Linked DNA regions of Mus musculus: all the other regions are linked to region 2. Evidence: chromatin loops called from intact Hi-C (ENCODE). Cell type or tissue: left cerebral cortex. All regions are shown on one strand. Region 1 has its middle 11 kb from the start of Krtap17-1. Region 2 has its middle 27 kb from the start of Krt20. Region 3 has its middle 6.4 kb from the start of Krtap1-5. Region 4 overlaps Gm14206 (a long non-coding RNA gene).

The links. A loop is a pair of places that touch in the nucleus more often than their neighbours do. Peaks named below come from ENCODE experiments on the same cell type or tissue, not always from the same donor. Only the 100,000 strongest peaks of a DNase experiment are listed, where the experiment ranks them.
Region 1: it touches region 2 in a loop (16-fold over the local background); 26 of 42 quality-filtered maps call a loop at or near these places.
Region 3: a loop joins it to region 2, with 9 times the contacts of the local background. A loop is called at or near these places in 15 of 42 quality-filtered maps.
Region 4: a loop joins it to region 2, with 10 times the contacts of the local background. A loop is called at or near these places in 36 of 42 quality-filtered maps.

Annotation. Positions count from the first base shown.
Region 1 is chr11:100,003,521-100,006,020 of GRCm38, forward strand. No RefSeq gene overlaps it. Among named protein-coding and RNA genes, the nearest start is that of Krtap17-1, 11 kb to the left of the region's middle. In left cerebral cortex, a CTCF peak has its summit at 1,485 (motif pointing left); DNase peaks (open chromatin) are centred at 701 and 1,483.
Region 2 is chr11:99,464,016-99,466,515 of GRCm38, forward strand. No RefSeq gene overlaps it. Among named protein-coding and RNA genes, the nearest start is that of Krt20, 27 kb to the left of the region's middle. In left cerebral cortex, a CTCF peak has its summit at 968 (motif pointing right); DNase peaks (open chromatin) are centred at 969 and 1,269; H3K27ac peaks cover 826 bases.
Region 3 is chr11:99,573,378-99,575,877 of GRCm38, forward strand. No RefSeq gene overlaps it. Among named protein-coding and RNA genes, the nearest start is that of Krtap1-5, 6.4 kb to the right of the region's middle. In left cerebral cortex, a CTCF peak has its summit at 949 (motif pointing left); a DNase peak (open chromatin) is centred at 945.
Region 4 is chr11:100,281,620-100,284,119 of GRCm38, forward strand. The region is part of intron 1 of Gm14206 (a long non-coding RNA gene); the gene reads right to left. Among named protein-coding and RNA genes, the nearest start is that of Krt42, 13 kb to the left of the region's middle. In left cerebral cortex, CTCF peaks have their summits at 566 (motif pointing left) and 1,153 (motif pointing right); DNase peaks (open chromatin) are centred at 249, 570 and 1,160.

The DNA.
Region 1 (2,500 bases), 540 kb after region 2:
TATTTAAATATATTTCATTATTAGTGCATCAACTTCATAACTATTATTTCCCACAACTGAAATCAGAAAGAGAGAGAGAGAGAGAACACTTCCCTTAGGGAATTATCTATTTCTGCCAATTTTTCTACTAAGCTATTTATCTTTCCTAACTAATTTATAGGAACTTATTTTATGTGAAGTATGTTTCATTTTTCATTATGTCAAATATGTTTCAAAATTTTCCCCAGAGGGCCATTTGTGTCTGTGGTCTCTTTAAGGACAGAGTTTTCTTTTTTGTCGACAAATCTATCTTTCCTTTCTTGTCCTGTTATGTTTTGAAAGCCATTTTCCATATCCAAATCAGATGAGAGACTCTTTATGTGTTTCTTGTTTTTATGGTTGCATTTTTATACTTAGTCATGATACATATCATGAATTAATTCTGGTGTGTGGCAGACACCGTGGTTTTCCTTGTTGAAGAAATTCATATTTAAAATGAGTAAATCTAATTCTAAAAGTCATTTTTAAAATAAGCATGCCCACTCTGTCGGCCTTAATCAGAGACTCCTCTTTTTCCAGTGAACAGCACATATAGAGACTCATGGTCGCACTGGATACTGAGGCTAAGTAGCAGATGAGTGGTCTGCCTTCAGGAACATCTGTATCTTCCCTTCTAACACTCAAGGAACATTGTTGCAGAAGAGCGTGGGAGAATGTCATAGCAGAAGACAAGGAGAAGGCGTGCAAAATGTCATCCTCTGGGCAACACACACCACACTGCAATTGCAGCCACAATGTTGCAGCAGGTCGGGTCTCTGCAAAAAAAATGAGATTGGGGCTGGAGAGATGGCTTGGCAGTTTATGGCATTGGTTGTCTTGGCAGAGGACCCAGCTTCGTTCACAATCTTCAGTAACTCCAGTTCCAGGTGATCTGACACCCTTTTCTGACCTCTGTGGGAACCACTCCTGAAAAGTATAGACATATACACAGGCAAAATACTTGTACATGTAAAATGAAATAATTTTTTGAATAAATTAAATAAGATTGTCAACAGTCAAGCATGGTAAAAAAGGGGGCTCAAGGGCTCCATCTCATACTAATGAGCAATTGCTACTGACAGATGAAGCGGAGGAGTCATTGCCTTCAGCTGTGTAACCACTGGTGCTCGCACGCGCGCGCACACACACACACACACACACACACACACACACACACACACACACACACAAACGCACGCACGCACACAGCCAGGCTCCAATGAATAGTTACAAACAGATGCTAACACAGATGGATCTTGATAAACTAAACAGGTCACAAAACAAGACAAAAAGTTATCAATCAGGACAGGGAAGGGTTAACAAGGATACGAGTGTGCTAAGAGAGTATATGAGAGTTATCATAATACATACACATGTATGAAAATGTCAAAGGAAAAATTTGGTTTTAAAAAAAAAAAAGAGAGTAAGCATGCCCTCTATTCTGGCGGCCTCTAGTGTTCGTCTACTGACATTGCATACACAGCATCCGGCCCAGACTGCTCTGGGCAATTTATAGGTAGGCGTTGCCTCTGGTGTTCAAGTTTTACAATTGGTGGTAGGAAGGTGGTTGTGGTGGCATTCTTTCTTGGGTTTTGTCCTTTATTTCTTTTGTAAATCCCTCATGCTAGGCAAGCATTCAATCACAAGGCCACCTCAGGCCATCTCATTTTGTATATAAGTAAACTAAGGCTCTCGGAGATCAAATTCTTTAACTAGAAGATACAAAGCTTGGACTGGAGTCCATGTCTGCCTGCTCCTGAAGTCATCCTCCTTTCTCACATTCTTCCCTTAACTACAGAAATTGTCTTAAGGAAGGTCTTGTTATTATAATATCCTTACGTCATGTTTAGGTTGACACAAATACACACATGCACACACACCAGGGCTGTTTTATTCACCAATTGACAGTGGTTAGTGTATATAGTGCATTCAATAAGTTTCTGCTAAATGAAATCATCATTGAATGGGAGTTGACTTTTTACTTACAGATCAGCTAGAAGATTGTAGGTGCTGGTCACACTCCCTCCCTCACTGGTCAGTGCACACTTAATCTTAGATGAGGACTGGTGCTTTGCTATAAAATGTTTTGTGCCAATAGAAATGTTCTGCTAATGGGCTGTGTGTGTGTGTGTGTGTGTGTGTGTGTGTGTGTGTGCGTGCGCGCGCGCGCGTGCGCGCACCCCTCCACTGGACACTTGAAATGCATCTAGTGATTGGGAAACTGAATTTTTATCTTTGCTTAGACTTAATACATTTGTATCGAGTGATCACCCACATGTATATATGGAGCTGGTGGCAAACTCAAACATGTCAGATATATGTATGGTAGGCTGAGATATTTGGAAATAACCCACATGCTACAAACAACTAAATGCGCTGTTTATTTCTAAATCTAAATCGTTTTAAAAGCATCGAAGAGCAGGCAACACAGTGTGTGTACTGAACCATTGTCGCGAGAAATGAAGAGAAGTGCTCAGAGAGC
Region 2 (2,500 bases):
TACTAGTTTTGGGGTTCTCCCACGTTGAAATCAGAAGTCCCTGTCCCTGTAACACTGCCTGTGTCTGCTCTGGCTCCAAGCCTCAGCTGCCACCTGACCTGTGTGGCACTGTCACCATGGGGAGCTCATGGTTCTGGTCACCTGATTTTCGTCTGCACCTGTTAGCAAGCACTGTTTGTCTGCTGACTCCCAGAGAGTGAGGGGATGGTAAAAGCATGACTTTAAATATCCTTTAACTTTTCCAGAAGCTTCTTATTAGGGCACCGGTGTTAAAAGGAAAAGAAGTCTCTTATATTGTAATGATCTCAGGGAGCTGAGTGGCCCAGTGTGTGTGTGTGTGTGTGTGTGTGTGTGTGTGTGTGTGTGTGTGAGAGAGAGAGAGAGAGAGAGAGAGAGAGAGAGAGAGAGAGAAAAGAAAGAGAGAAAGCTACTGAAAGTTTCTAGCTTATTCTCCAATCAGATGGGCTCAGAGGAGGCCCTGAACACATTGTGAGACCAGAGTGGCCATTTGTTTTCAATCACTGTGCCCACCAGGGAATAGGTTAAGCCTGCCCTGACATCACCCCTTCCCACTGACCTGGTCAGCTCTGTCCTTTGTGGATGGACTAACTATGATGAAGTAGAGTAATATGAAGCTGTCCTTATTATGGATTGGAGGGGACAGAACATCTGCTGTCTCATAGGGCTCCATTTATTTTGAGAAAGATCTTTGGCTAGAATTCCAGTTCAAATAACTGTTAAAGTGTTCCCTGTCACACACAGGACTTCATGTTCTGTGAGGTGGTGTCATGCAGGCTCAACGGAGATAAGAGAAGGCCTAGTTATGTCCTGGTGGCCATTTTTTGCCATCGTTCACAGGATACAGTCAGTATAATCCCTGAGGTCTTTTATGTGATGACATGGAGATTAATTTGACTTCAAATTTGCACCTTGAAGAAGGAAAAAGCGTGCCTTGCCTCTTTGGCCAGCAGGGGTCGCTCTTGCTCTTTCTCTCTAACAGAGGCTAACCTGAAGCAACCCCTTCCAGGTTGCTGGGGATAAAAAAAAAAAAAAAAAAAAAAAAAAAAAAAAAAAAAAAAATCCAGTTTCTGACTCACCTCCCGACCTTTTTACTCTGTTCAAATTAGCATCTTGCGAAAAACACCATGATGAGCAATAGTTGACCATGAGTCTGGAAAGGGATTGAAGAAAACTATACAGTTTTAAAAGAAAACTGCCCATGGTCTCTTTTGACTATTTAAAATTTTTGCCCTGGGTTAGCAGCAGGGATGGGGTGGAGTGGGGTGAGGAGAATGATTCAGACATTTTAAAAATCTTTTAAGTGATTGCACCAATTCTAACCTCTTTAGGTAGTCTGCAAAGTGCCTTTGCTTCCATTTAGTCGGCTGTGAAGGATCAAAGCCCCTTTTTGCTTTACTAAGAGATGGTCCACTTTTCCCAGGGCAGAGTTATTGAGAGAGGCCTAATTACCCTGCTGTGATTTTAACCCAGTTAGTTCTGCTCTCCCAACCACAGCAGAGGTTGGGACTCCTTTTCCGCAAAAGTTACAGGCCTGATGGTAATTTTTATTTTCATATATGTATGAATATATATGTATATGTATGCATATGTGTGTGTGTGTGTGTGTGTGTGTATGAACTGGCCTGGAACTCACTATGTCATTTTGTAGCCCAGGCTAGCCTCAGGCTCACAGTGATCCTTCTGTCTCTGCCTCCTGAAGACCAGGATTGTAGGCATGAGCCACTCATCACACCTGGTCCCTGGAGGTAAATATTTAAAAATCTCTGGGGTCAAAGAAACAGGTCTGTAACTCTGCCCTTGCACAATCTGTCATGGATGACATGTAAGTGGGTCACTGTGTCTTAACAAACGTTATGCCCACTTCAGTCACTCCTTCACCTACAGACACCTACAGATGTTCAAAACCAGTCAACACCCCTACCTAGCTGTTATTTTACATTCTTTATAAACAGGAACTCTATTCTAGTGAAGTCACTGATCAGATCCCCCCAGTTCAACCTCTTTCCTGGTGCCAAATGTCCCTAAGTGCATCCCTGTCAGCTGTCATCTCTCTGATTAGGAGTTTCCTGAGCTCGGTCTTATACACAAAGGCACAAAGGCTGACAACAGACCACGAGCGCAGGAGATCTTAGGAACCGGTGCTGCTGTAATTGTGAACTTGTGGTCTTTAAATCCATTGCCTCATTTCCTCCACATCTGAGAAGATCGATGCCCTCCTATAAAAGAACAGGCACCGACTGGCCTGAAATAGCCCAGGAAAATCTGGTGTGAGATTTCTCTTAGGAGCCGATCCAAGAACATTTTTCTTCTGCCCTTTGATCTGTTGAAAGATGCTCACGAGACTTGGATGCCTTAGAGACAGAAATACCAGGATGGGTTCTGATAAATGGTCCCACAGGGAGTCAGGGCTGGGGGAACGTCTGTGTGTACTGCTGGAGTTCAACAAACCTGCCTTTCTTTCACATGCTCGCTGTCTCTG
Region 3 (2,500 bases), 110 kb after region 2:
CTTCCATGCTTCAGTGGATGTGATGATTCACAGTCTCTGCCTTCAGAATTTCCCCAAATTGCTCTATGTCCTTTGACTTCTAAAAATGATTTTTGCCCATTGGCATTTAAAGAGCAGAGTGGGTTCTGGTTTCTTCTATTAGAGCTGTGGTTTGGGCATCTCAGGAGTCAACAGAGGGTCTTCCTGGATATTATCCTCTTCCTATAAGAAAGTTTCTATAGAAATGGGGAGATTTCTTAGCTACCACGTTCAGTGGGGCTGGCAATCTTTCTAGTGTCTAAACTAGATTCAGTATTGCCCGAATGTGATTCCCTAGGTGTTTTCTCTAAAGTAGAGACTAATATGTTCCATGTTCCCCACAATCAGCTCTGACGAGCAACCAAAAGGAGTGAGTGTAAGTCTGAGTGAATAGTTCACTAAATAATTTTAATTTTTTTAAAGGAGGCAAATGTAACAGGGCTTAGTCAGGAGACATGAACTACACACATGATTTGCATTGAATTAATTTAAAACAATTTTTAACTAAGTTGTTGGTTAGGTGATTAAAAAGGTTTAAAGAAACTCCTACGACATCATAAGTTTAGTAAATGCAGAACATGTGCATTTTAAAAGAAAGAAGGAAAAAAGAAAGAAGGAAAAAGAAAACATACAGAGTTAGAGAGGATGTTACCCTGAAGAGTGAAACGCATTTTGGGAAAGGTGTGGCAGGCTTAGCTCGTGTCATGGGCTGAAAAGAGCAGTGGAGTTAGTTCTATAGAGTGGAGAGAACTACAAATGGAACCCAGGTACTGCCAGGGCAAGGATGCGTGCCTGCTGGATCGAGGCAGCGAATCTGAGGTGATAACGCTGGCACCAGCTGACAAAGGAGTAAGCAGAAAACAGTAAAGAGGAAGGGACAGGACCCTACTCTGCAGACGGCGCGGTTTTCCTCTCTTGCCCCCTAGTGGTCAAGTCTAGCACAGCCACTGGCAGAGCAACAAAGAGGTTTACTGAGTACCACTACAGGCATCTCAGAGATTGCCACAGAGGTCAGAATGGAGGAGCTGAGAAATTCAAGACAGTCATCCTTAGATATCCTGAATCTCCACACATCATTGACTTCTAGTTTCTTTTCTCTCTCTAAATTACATCTATCTTCTACCTATCTGTCTGTCTATCTGTCTTAGTCTCTCTCCTCCCCCCCCCCCGCCCCCTCCTATCCTGTTTATGTGTGAGTATGCACTTGTGGAGGTCAGAAGACAACTTTCAGGAGTCGATTCTCTCCTTCCACTGTGTGGCTCCTGGAGCTCAAACACAGGTTGTCAAGCCTGGGTGTCAAGTACATTGTCTGCTGAGCTATCTCACTGGCTCTCTGGCTTTCTTTTTGAGACAGGGTTTCACACTGTAGACCAGGCTGGCCTGAAACTCAAAGCAGTTTTTCTGATTGAGCTTTTGGAGGGCTGAGATGACAGGCCTGACTCTGTTCCTTACGTCATTGCCTCTTCCTAAAGTGGTACTCATGTTTGTATTGTATTGTATTGTATTGTATTGTATTGTATTATTTTGTTTTGTTTTGTTTTACATATGCCTGTCTTGTGCACATGTACATATGTGTGAGTGTATGTGGAGACCAGAGGTTAATGTGGAGTGTCTGCCTTTACCACACTTCATCTTATTTTTTGAGACAAAGATCTCTTACTGAAAGTGAAACTCAAATAGACTGGCTGGCCAGTAAGCCTATCCTATGTCAGCCATATATATATACAACATTATATAATATATAATGATTGTCTAATAATACATTATAGACACGTATATTAGAGCTAAGGGTTCCAGAAACTTATGTTGGAGTTGGGTCTGGTGATGCAGGTTAATAAGCCCAGTGGGCAGTGAATGAAGGAATCTTAGTCTTCAGCTGAAACACGGTGGTCTACGGTCTGTCTCCTCAGTCTGTGGATGTTTAATAGAAATAACCACATTTGACAACTGTGACAATTCCCACGTTTGTGCACAGACCCAAAGAACAAATTTCAGCCAAATGACAAGAAGTAGAAGGCCTTAGTAGGAGCTGCTTGCTGTTCCCTCAGGTATTAGGATAATCAATCCAGAATTTTGACAGTTGAGAGGGCAATCCTTGAAGATGGATACCATTACGAAGGACATGAAACTAGCCAGGATGCTGGTACATTACCCATTTAGCTCACATTTTTTTCCTTCTGAGCAGACCAATTTGGGAGAGTAATAAAATAACTGTATACTATTATCTTAAAGTCATTCAGCTAGTGACCCCAATTGGCTCCGATATCCAAGATGAGTATTTCTAATGGGATGAATTAACCCAGAGTGCAACTGAAAATGCTGTTTGGAAACATCCATCCTCACATCAGGGTATAGCTTGTCTTGACCCAGTGCGATTAAACAGTAGCCTTCCTTTTATTGCCTCAGGACTATACCAGCCCTCCTGCTCTGTCATAATGTACACTGCAGGAACTTAGTCACTGAGACCTTCCACTCGCTCTAT
Region 4 (2,500 bases), 820 kb after region 2:
GAAGGGCCCTCCTCCATAATCTCCATTGTCCCCACAGCCATTAAGGAACAGCCCCCAAGCCCCAAGCTCAGCTAGGAAGAGAGCTGTGCCCACCAACCAGTCCTGTGGAAGCCTCTAGATCTTTGTGGCAGGAGAGTGAGCTGTGTCTGGTCCTAACAACTCCAGCTTAAAACAGACAAGGAATCTCCTCCTACAGGCCGTCCAGGGAAGTAAGAGAGTGGGGCGGAGCCCTGGATTATAACAACCAGGAACTTTCTAAAAAGGCTGTCTGACTCTCAACAGACTCTGGAGTCTAGAGAAAAACCTCCAGGGCAGACCAGAGGGGGTCTTTATGTTCCTGGGGGGTGTTTCAAAGTCGCTGAGAGACAGAAAAGAATAGAAGCTGAACAGGCAGGTACCTGACCAGGAAGCTGAAGGGACAGTGTGGAGTCCCGCCCCACCTCGTCCCAAGGTCCTCTTGCCCTAAAAGGGAAGCCATTTGGCCTCTAGGCTCCAGCATCTTTCCATTCTTGGAAAGAACGCATTACAGAGTGCAACCTAAGCTTCAATCCTGTAGCTAGAGCACCATCTGCTGGTAATTTGCGGTACTGCACCCTTGTTCACAAAGACACAGAAGAAATTCAGGAGGATGCTGGACCACATATCTGTCAGCTGCCTCTTCAGACCCCTTCCCTGGAGTCTGGGTCAGCTCATCTCCCTCATTATACAACTCCCTAGTATGCCACCCCCCGACTCTCCCACTGCACCAAGCCCCAGTTGGGCCACTGTGTCCATTGTCCCACGCGTCACTCCTTTCCTACCCCTTAGGCTCCTCTATGAAACTGCTCACCCCAAGGCCAGCTTCGAGTTTGGGGATCCCTGGGTCAGTCCCTATTCTTCAAGAGGAGTACTCTCTTCCTACTGAAAATTCTTTAACAGCAGCAGCTGTTATTGGTGTGCATGCCACACAGGGTGTGACCCCCCAAAACTGGGAACCCGATACAAACCAATGAAAGAAACGGCTATGCGCACACCTACATGGCTACCCTACATGCACATCCAAGCATGTTCTGCATGTGTGGATGAACAGCAAGAGGGTCTCACTGGATGAGCCAGATAGGCTCTTTGTCACCTAGGCTGGAGCTAAGAGGCTCGAATCTCTGATCGTGCGCCTGCAGAGGGCAGCACTGAGCTGCTCGGGGCTAGCTGGACAGACACCGCGGTTGTTTTGACCTCAGACCTGGGAATGGCTTCTGCTCACTAACTCCAGGGCCATGAGGATAGGGGAAGGGCCCATGTCGAAAGATTTAGTGTCTGAGGTCCTGGAGAAATGGCTCAGCAGTTAAGAGCATGTTTTTCCTTCCCAAGTTCAGTCCCTAGCACCCATAGTAGGTAGCTCACAATCACTTGGAAGTCCAGCTCCAGGGAATTCAATATGTCTAGCCTCTGTGGGCACTTCACTTGCACATTCTCACACAAAGACAGACAGACAGACACACACACACACATTCATGTGATTTCAAATTAAATTGATTTTTTTAAGTTTGAGTGTCTAATAACACATAGTAGATTCTATGCCTTTATTGGGGATATAAGATTGTGAGGTATGGGTCTGTGCGTCATGTGTAACGTGTGCACACATATACATTTCAGAATGCATGCTAGTGCAAGGTCCTGTGATTCTATGTCTTAAATCCTACATACATTTTGTCAGTATTATTTTGACTCTCTTCCATGTTGCGTTTTTAAAGAGAAAGAAAGAAAGAAAGAAAGAAAGAAAGAAAGAAAGAAAGAAAGAAAGAAAAAGAAAGAAAGAAAGAAAGAAAGAAAGAAAGAAAGAAAGAAAGAAAGGAAGGAAGGAAGGAAGGAAGGAAGGAAGGAAGGAAGAAAGAAGGAAAGAAAGAAAGGCCTCAAAGTTCTCACTAGAATGTGGAAACTCCCCTGGGGGGCGGGGGTTGAGCCTGCAGTTCCCTGGAATTTCCCAGAATTCATAGAAAGACTCTGGGTTTCACTTACATTGACTATAACCTTAGAGGAGAGGTGGGCCTGAGTCCAAGTTCAGCACTTCCCCAACGCAAGTGGCTAGTTCACACAGGTGCACATGCAACTCACCTTCACAGAGCTTGCACACAAATGCACACCTACACAGCCCACACATACATTTGCACACGGCTACCATATGGACTCACACATTCAACCTCATTCAAGTCTAATCACATGCCCTTGCACTAGTGCGTGCACGTGGCACACAGACACATACCTCACAGCCCTGCATCCTCAGGTCCACACACAGCCACACTCTAAGCTTAGACACATGCTCTCACATGCTCATAGACAATCGCACATGCGCACACAACCTCACACTGACACACAGTCACACTTGTCTCATGTGTGCACACTTTTGCCCTGTACACTTGCCCGTGCTTTCAGTCCTACAACCTCTTCATTGTCACATTACACACTCGTTCACACTCACACAAAGCCGCCATTGCCACTATAGTAAAAAAAAAAAAAAAAAAAC